2 separate regions of the Homo sapiens genome follow, and region 1 is linked to region 2. The links are chromatin loops, found by intact Hi-C in ENCODE. Cell type or tissue: dorsolateral prefrontal cortex. All regions are shown on one strand. Links, peaks and the distances in the headings refer to the core of each region. The heading gives the core; the rest is flanking DNA. Region 1 has its middle 110 kb from the start of NDN. Region 2 has its middle 130 kb from the start of PWRN4.

Region 1 (4,406 bases), core at 129-4,128, 47 kb after region 2:
TTGGTTTACTTTTTTTCATGCAATCGAGTGGAGCTCCTCATGTATTGTGGGTATTAATCTCTTATCAAATGTATGGTTTGCAAACCGTTTTCTCAATCTGTATATGCTGTCTCTTTACTCTGTTGTTTTAATTGTTGTGCAGAAGTTTTAGTTTGATGCAATATCATTTGTCTTTTTTTTTTTTTTTTTTGAGATTGAGTCTCGCTCTGTCGCCCAGGCTTGAGTGCAGTGGCGCTATCTCGGCTCACTGCAACCTCTGTGTCCCAGGTTCCAGCGATTCTCCTGCCTCAGCCTACTGAGTAGCTGGGACTACAGGCACGCGCCACCACACCCAGCTAATTTTTGTATTTTTAGTAGAGATGGGGTTTCACCATATCGGTCAGGCTGGTCCAACTCCTGACCTCATGATCCGCCCGCCTCAGCCTCCCAAAGTGCTGGCATTACAGGCCTGAGCCACCATGCCAGGCCCTATTTTTGTTTTTGTTGCCTGTGCTTTTGAGGTCAAACCCAAAAACATCATTGCCAAGACCAATATCACAGAGCTGTTTCCCCTGTTTTCTTATAGTATGTTTACAGTTTGCATCTTACATTTAAGTCTTTAATCCCCCTTTTTTTTTTGAGACAGAGTCTTACTCTGTCGCACAGGCTGGAGTGGGCGTGATCTTGGCTCACTGATCTCCGCCTCCCGGGTTCAAGCAATTCTAGTGCCTCAGCCCTCCGAATAGCTGGGATTACAGACATGCACCACCACACTTGGCTAATTTTTTTTATTTTTAGCAGACAGGGTTTCACCATGTTGGTCAGGCTGGTCATGAACTCCTGGCCTTAAGTGATCCACTGCCTTGGCCTCTCAAAGCGCTAGGATAACAGGTGTGAGCCACTGTGCCCGGCCTAATCCATTTTTAATTAAATTTTGTGTATGTTGTGAGATAGGGGTCTAATTTCATTCTTCTGTATGTGTATATCCACTTTCCCAACACCATTTATTAAAAAGACTTTCCTTTTCCCATTGTGCTTTCTTGATACCTTTGTCAAAAACCAATTGACCATAAGAAGCATGCATGTGGGTCCATTTCTAAGCTCTCTATTCTGTTCCATTGATTGATGTTTCTGTTTTTTTGGCCAGTGCCATGTTGTTTTGATTACTAAAGCTTTGTACATATTTTGAAATCCGGTTGTATGATGTCTCCAGCCTTGTTCTTTTTGCTCAACATTGCTTTGGGTATTTGAGGTCATTTGTGGTTCCATACAAATTTTAGATATTTTGTCTATTTTTGTGAAAAATAACATTGGAATTTTGATATGGATTGCATTGAATGTGTAGATTGTTTTAGATAGTATGATCATTCTATTTCTTAAGCCATGGACTCTTAGGGTCACCCTTGTCTAAACGAGGAGCCCCTCCAGGTTTCAGAAATCACAGAAGCCTGTCCAGTTGTGGGATGCCACCACCAAACGGTGAATACAACACCATGGGCCACTGACAGAGATAGGCAGGCCAAACAACAGCAAAGAAGAGTCTCTCTCCTGCTCTCCCACACCTGCAACCCCCATGTGCTCCTTAAACTACAGAAGTGTCAGAGACACTGTGATAATCCTCATATGCCAGGAGACTCCCAGAAAATTCCTCTCAGTATTGTGGGCTGCCTTCCAAGGTACCCTATCTACCTTTCCCCACCCTCTTGGTCAAACCCTTTGAGGAAGCCTGGCGCCAATTTTATCCTCAGCATTTGAGAAGCAGCACAAGCTCAGAGGCCCTCCTTGTGCTAAGCTGTGCTACTCTTGGTGAAGCTCTTCCTCAGCACAGACTCCCCACTCCAGCTCATGGGGTCACCTTGACCTGTTCTCAGGAACCAAATCTGCAGCTAGGAGCCATAAAATGTTTCTACTTAGGGCCTCCACTTAGAAATTCCGGGAAGTGCTGCCCTGGAGTGGGCTGCCTCAGCACACACTGTCCTCGGAAGGACAGCATGCTGCTCCCAGCCCCAGCCTTGAAAATAGTTCCAAGTGTTCCTAGCCTGGCCTGAGGAAGGAAGCTGATGGCAACTCTTTTCTCACCAATCCCTTAAAGACGTCCTGCCACCCCCACCGTTGCCTCATTACACCCCTCCCAGTAGCCCCTAGTTAATCACACGCCCTCGCACAGACACCTTCCGCAGGGACCTCGTCCCACGGCAGAGGCCCAGCAGGTACGTGGGGACTAGGCCTTCAGCGAGCAAACTGCGTAAATCTGAGCAGAGTCACGTTTTTTGCCGGTTTCCATGGTGACAGAAAGCAGAAAACAGGCAATCAAGGATAATAAGCCCCGTGGGCGGCCGGAATCGGTGAGAGCAAATTAAGCCCCCATTTTTCTTCCTCTCACTTCCCCGCCTCCATAGCCTCTCGGGAATATAAACAAGCGTCAAGCTCCAGCAAAGGGGGCCCTTTAGGGCTCCATGGCAACTGCCTCATTCTCCTTCCTCCCTCCATCCTGCCTTTCCCGCTTTGCCTGGATACACCACCTCTCTGCATAAAGCCTCCATTTCAAACAATCTGGTGACAATGTGGCCACTTCACAACAACCAATCCCGAGCCTGCCCAGAAGAGGCTTTGGGGGCCAGTGACCTGGACAGGGAGGAGTGGGGCAAGGATGGAGCAGAGGCTGCACAGCCAGGAACAGAACAACACTGCTGTTTTCAAGCTATGTCCCCCTTCTCTCTAATTATTTATTATGAAAAGTTTCAAACCCACAAAAAAGTTGAAAGGATTGTAGACCTCTATAATATCTTCACCTAAATTCACCCATTGTTAATAGTTTGACATATTAGCAGTCTATTTGCCCCTCCATCCATCCATCCACCACCTACCTATCATCTAACTTCACTTATTTACTTTCCTACTACAGAACTATGATGCTATCACATCTGAGAACATTAAGATCAATTCAGTATTTAACATGAAGCCCATATTTAAACTTTCCCTATCAGCCCCAAGATGTCCTTTAGAGCTTATTTTATTTTTTGGATCCAGAAGCCAAGCAAGGTTTATGCATTTTATTTGGCTGTTTTGCCTCTTTAGTGTCTTTTAATCTATAGGGATCATCCTCACCTGTGCCCAACCCACAGAGGTCTTTTTCAAAAATGACATTGTTTTCCAAGAGGCCAGGACAGTCTTGTAGGATGTTCCACATTTTGGATTATTACTTCCGGATTAGATTCAGGTTTAACATGTATGGTTATGTTGGGCTCTTTTTCCATCATATCGGGAAACATGTAATGCTAAGGTTTCCATTCCATCAGTTTGATCCATCAGTTTCCATTCCATTTGATCACCACCCCATTGTACAGGTCCATTTTCCCTTCTGGGATGGATAAGTTATCTGTAGAGTGGTGTTTTGAGACCATGTGAATATTCTGGTACCAAAGGACTTTTCACCAGATGGTTGTAGCTTCAACCAATGATCCAACCTGAGTCAGTTATTATACTGGGGTTGGAAAATAATACTTTTCTACTTTTGTTAAAAATAGACTCTTTCTGTAGTTATTATATAGCAATAAAAAAAACCCTCACTAATTCCATGTGTCTCTGTGTCTATCATCTATCTACTCATCTATCTATCTACCCATCCATCAATCTATTTATCTATATTGTATTCAGGTAAAATTAACACACTGCATATGTTTAAATGGTACAATTTGATGAGTATTCACATGTGTATACACCCATGAAATCATCACCACAAACAGAATAACAGTTGTTTCGATACCTGCCCCCTAAATTTTTGTGTCCCTTTGTAATCCCACCCAAAATCCCACCAACAGGCAACCACTTACATACTTTCGTTCACTGTAAATTGGTATTCATTTTTTGGAAGCTTATGTACATAGAATAACATAGTATGTATTTTTTGGTCTTGTTTCTTTACTCAGCATAATGTTTTTGAGATTCACCTATAATGTATATATCAAGTTTGTTCCATTTTTATTGCTAAGTAGTATTCCATTACCTCTTTTTAAATTTTTTGATTTGAAATAATTTTAGACTTACAGAGAAATGGTAAACCTAGTAAAGAGAGTTCCTATATACTCTTCTTCCATCTTCCCCTATTGTTAGCATCTTAACCATGGTACGTTTATCAAAAACAACACAATAAAATTGGTACAAAATCTTAAACTAGAGTCTTTATTCAGACTTCATGAGATTTCCACTGATGTCCTATTTTCTGTTCCAGTAGCCAAATCTGTATACCATGCTGAATTTAGTCACCTTTGTCTCTTTGAATCTTTGACAATTTCTCAGTCTTTCTTTGCTTTTCTTGACATTGACACTTCTGAAGATTACTGGTCAGGTATTTTGTAGAATGTTCCTACATTTGGGTCTTTCTGATATTCTTTTATTAAACAAAGATGATGGATTTGAGAGAATAT
Region 2 (4,406 bases), core at 326-4,325:
TTAGAAGTGTTCCATTTTATGGATATAACATGATTATTTGCCCACTCAATTGTTGCTAGAAATTTTGGTTGTTCTCTGTTTGGGGCTATAACTTATTCATATGGTAACTCTATGTTTACCTCTATAATAAATTCCCAAACTGTGTGCTAAAAAAAGTTGTATAATTTTATGATCTCAACAGCAGTATATAATAATTCCATTTGTTTCACATTAGTGCCAACAATCAGTATTGCCAACCTCTTAAATTTTAGCCATTCTACTGGTTGTGTAATACCATTTCACTGTGGTTTTTAAAAATTTGCATTTCTCTCATGACTACTTATGTTGTGAATCTTTGTAGAGTGTATTGGCCATTCACTTATCTTCTAGGGTCTGGTTAGGTATTTTTTTCATGTTTCATTGAATTGCTTGCCTTATAACTTAATTTTAAGATTTGTTTCCATATTGTAGATACAATTCCCTTGCCAGATATATGTATTATAAATACTTTCTCACAGTTTGTGTCTTGTCATTTTATTTCCTTAAAAACATCTTTCAAGGAACACAATTTTTGGATCAAGTTCAGACTATTAAGTTTTCATTTATGGTTCAAAGTATCTCTCACTTAAAATCATGAATATTTTTAATGACTGGGTTTTGAAATAATCTGTACAACAAACCCTCATGACACAAGTTTACCTGTGTAACAAACCTGTACTTGTACTGCTGAACATAAAAGTTAAAAATAAATAAAAAAAATGTAGAAAATGAAACAATGTATTTTGTTGTTATTTTCTCCTAGATGGTTTATAACTTTCGCTTTTATGTTTAGTCCTATGGTCTACATCAAGTTAATTTTGTGTTTGATGTGAGATAAAGATCGAGGTTAGTTTTTCACCAAATGGATAATCAATTGTTCTAATACTTGTTAAAAAGACTATCTGTTCTTGATTGAACTACCTTGGAAATGTCAGAAAACAATTGACCCATATACGTATAAGTCTATTTCTGCACTCTCCATACTGTTCCATGAAGCTGCATGTTTAGACCAATAATGCACTGTCATGATCAATGTAGCATTATAGTAACTTAAAATCAGACATTGTGAATACTCCAATTTTGACCCTCTTTTTCAAAATTGTTTTGGTCATTCGAGGTCTTTTGCATTTCCAAATTAATTTTTGAATTAGAACATCATTTTATTTAAAAATCATGCTGTTATTTTGATGAGTTTGCACATTATACATCTACTTGATATCTTAACAATATTGAGCCCGTATGGCCATGACCATGCTATATATTTCCATTTATTTAGATCTTTAAATTCTCCTGGTGACTGTTGTAGTTTTCAGTGCAGAGGTCTTGAAAATATTTTGTTAAATATATCCTGATTTTGTGTTTGTTGGTCGCTATAAGTGGTAATGTTTTATTTATCATTTTCAAATTGTTTGCTAGTGGTAAACAGAGATACAATGAATTTTTGTGTTTTGACTCTGTGCCCTACAATCTTGTCAAATCCACTGCTCACTTTTACTGTATGTTTTGTAGACTCCTTAGAATTTTAAAATATATATTAACATGCCATTTATAAATAAAGAGTTATTTAAAGTAAAGTATATACACTATACATTCTAAATTCTGTCCGCTAATCCCACCACATCTGAGTCTATTTCAATTGACAGATTTTTCTCCTAGTTATGGGTCATATTTTCCTGCTTTTCACATGTTTAGTGATTTTTGAGTGAATGCTGAATATTGTGAATGTTTCAGTGTTGATTATCTGGATTCTGTTGGGCTTTGTTCACACAGAGAATTAAGAAACTTGCAAATCAGCTCAATCATTTTGAGGCTTGTTTTGAGGCATTATTAAGGCAGGCCTGGTGTTACTTTACTGAAAGTTTGGCTCCGTTACTAATGAGTCATTTTTTCTGGATTTCCCCTGAATGTCTTGGTTGTTCTTTTTTTTTTTTTTTTTTTTTCTTTAGACGGAGTTTCGCTCTTGTTGCCCAAACTGGAGTGCAATGGTGCGATCCCGGCTCACTGCCACCTCTGCCTCCCGGATTCAAGTGATTCTCCTGCCTCAGCCTCCTGAGTAGCTGGGATTACAGGCATGCACCACCACACCTGGCTAATTTTTTTGTATTTTTAGTAGAGACGGGGTTTCTCTATCTTGGTCAGGCTGGTCTTGAACTCCCAACCTCAGGTGATCTGCCTGCCTCGGCATCCCAGAGTGCTGGGATTACAGGCGTGAGCCACCACGCCCAGCCGTTTTGCCTGATCTGTAATGGGATGTTCTTCGGATCTGCATAATGTTTAGAACACGCTCAGCTCACAGCTCTGTGGTTGCTTTTGCCCAGCCTCCTGGTGTGTTCTCCCGCATATGCATGGCTTGATAGCAGACTCAATGGGAATCTAGGCAGATTGTTGGAACTTTTTATTTCTGCGTATTTTTCTTTCCTTTGTAACTATGTCCCATAAATCCCAGCCATCTCAACCTCCCTGAGCCCTGGCCTTTGTTTCCTCATATCAGAACAGTTACTACTGTTTCTTAGTATCCCGCTTCCTCCATTAGAAGTTGAAAGGGGCTTCAGGGACAAGAGTGGAGCAATTGTCTGTTTCTTTTCTCTCAAAGATGTAGTTCTATGCTGCCTCCTGTTAATGTTTAAAAGCAATTGTTTCACATATTTCTCCCAGTTTTCTAGTTGTTTATGGCAGGAGGAAAAGTCCAGTCTAAGCTCTTCTTAATGGTAAGAAACAGAAGTTCTACCACCCTTTTAATTCACCTCTTCAATATACCTGAGCTAAAATTAACAGCACCTGATGTTTGCTATAAACATGGCACAGAATCTGAGAAGACCCCTCAAAGCTCAGAGGGTGACAAAATTTCTTGCTATTCCACTATACACACCATACCATGGCTTTTACCAATTCAAGAACAAATCTCCAATTCAGCCTTAATTTTAATATTCTGTATTCTCTTGTTGTATCATCTAGCATGTTCCAAGCAGTCTGCTTTGAATTTAGCAGACTATTAGAGTTCTAGAATAAATAACAGGAGTAGCAGAGAGAAAAAATTCGTATTTTTTCTGCTCTGGGTAGTGATAAACTTAGATACTGTTTCCCTTAGTATTTCCAAATTATGTTCACTCTTCAAAGTGCTCAATAAGCGCAAGTAGATCTGCAGTCCTCTGTCTATTTAAAGATAACATAATGGATCAACACAATGTGGCATGTTTATATAATGGAATATTATTTGGCCATACAAAGGAATGAAGCACTGACATAGGGTGCAACACTGATGAGCCTTGGAAACATCACACTAAGTGAAAGAAGCCCATCACAAAAGACCACATATTAGATTATTCCATTCATACGGACTGTCCAAAATAAGCAGACTATAGGCCTATAAAGTATATTGGTAGTTGCTGGCCGGGCACGGTGGCTCACACCTGTAATCCCAGCACTCTGGGAGGCCGAGGTGGGTGGAAAACCTGATCTCAAGGGTTCGAGACCAGCCTGGGCAACATGGTAAAACCCCTGTCTCTACCAAAAATACACACACAGAGACAAACACACACACACACACACACACACACACACACACACAAATTAGCCAGGCGTGGTGGTGGGCATCTGTGGTTGCAGCTACTCAGGATGCTGAGGTGAGAGGATTGCTAGAGCCTTGGAGGCAGAGGTTGCAGTGATCTGAGATGATGCCACCGCATTCCAACCTGGGTGACAGAGTGAGACCGCGTCTCAAACAAAAAAAGTATATTAGACGTTAGTTAGTGTTGGTGGTGATAGCTAAAGCAAATGATAATTTGTGTAATTAAAATGTTCTGTAATTACCTGTGATGATGTTTGCACATATCTGCAGCTATTATAAAACCAATAGAATCGTACACTTAATTTTTTATGTGCATAAATTTAAGGAGTGCAACCGAATTTTGTTACATGGATATGTTGCACAGTGCCGAAGTCTGGGATTTTAGTGTAATCATCACCTGAATAATGTGCACTATGTCCATTAAGAAATTTTTCATTCCTGACATCCGTACACCCTCCCATACATTTGAGTGTCCAGTGTCTCTTATTCCACAACCTATGGCCATGTGTGCACATTATTTAGCTCCCGCTTACAAACTGCAATTACAACATGTTGCATTTGACTTTCTGTTTAAGAGCTGTTTTACTTAAGCTAATGGACTCCAGCTCCATTCATGTTGCTGCAAAAGATATGATTTTATTATTTTCTATGGTTGAGAAGTATTCCATCATGTGTGTCTATTCCACATTTTATTTATCAGTTTATCAGCTGATGGGCATTTAAATGATTCCACATCCTTGCTGTTGTGAATAGTGCTATAATAAACATCTGAGTACAGGTATCTTTTTTACCTAATGACTTCTTCTCCTTTGGGTAGATA

The links. A loop is a pair of places that touch in the nucleus more often than their neighbours do. Peaks named below come from ENCODE experiments on the same cell type or tissue, not always from the same donor. Only the 100,000 strongest peaks of a DNase experiment are listed, where the experiment ranks them.
Region 1: a loop joins it to region 2, with 5 times the contacts of the local background. A loop is called at or near these places in 1 of 110 quality-filtered maps.

Annotation. Positions count from the first base shown.
Region 1 is chr15:23,795,844-23,800,249 of GRCh38, reverse strand. No RefSeq gene overlaps it. Among named protein-coding and RNA genes, the nearest start is that of NDN, 110 kb to the right of the region's middle. In dorsolateral prefrontal cortex, for the core only: no CTCF peak of the experiment used is centred there; a DNase peak (open chromatin) is centred at 2,229; H3K27me3 peaks cover 1,087 bases.
Region 2 is chr15:23,843,218-23,847,623 of GRCh38, reverse strand. No RefSeq gene overlaps it. Among named protein-coding and RNA genes, the nearest start is that of PWRN4, 130 kb to the left of the region's middle. In dorsolateral prefrontal cortex, for the core only: no CTCF peak of the experiment used is centred there; no DNase peak of the experiment used is centred there.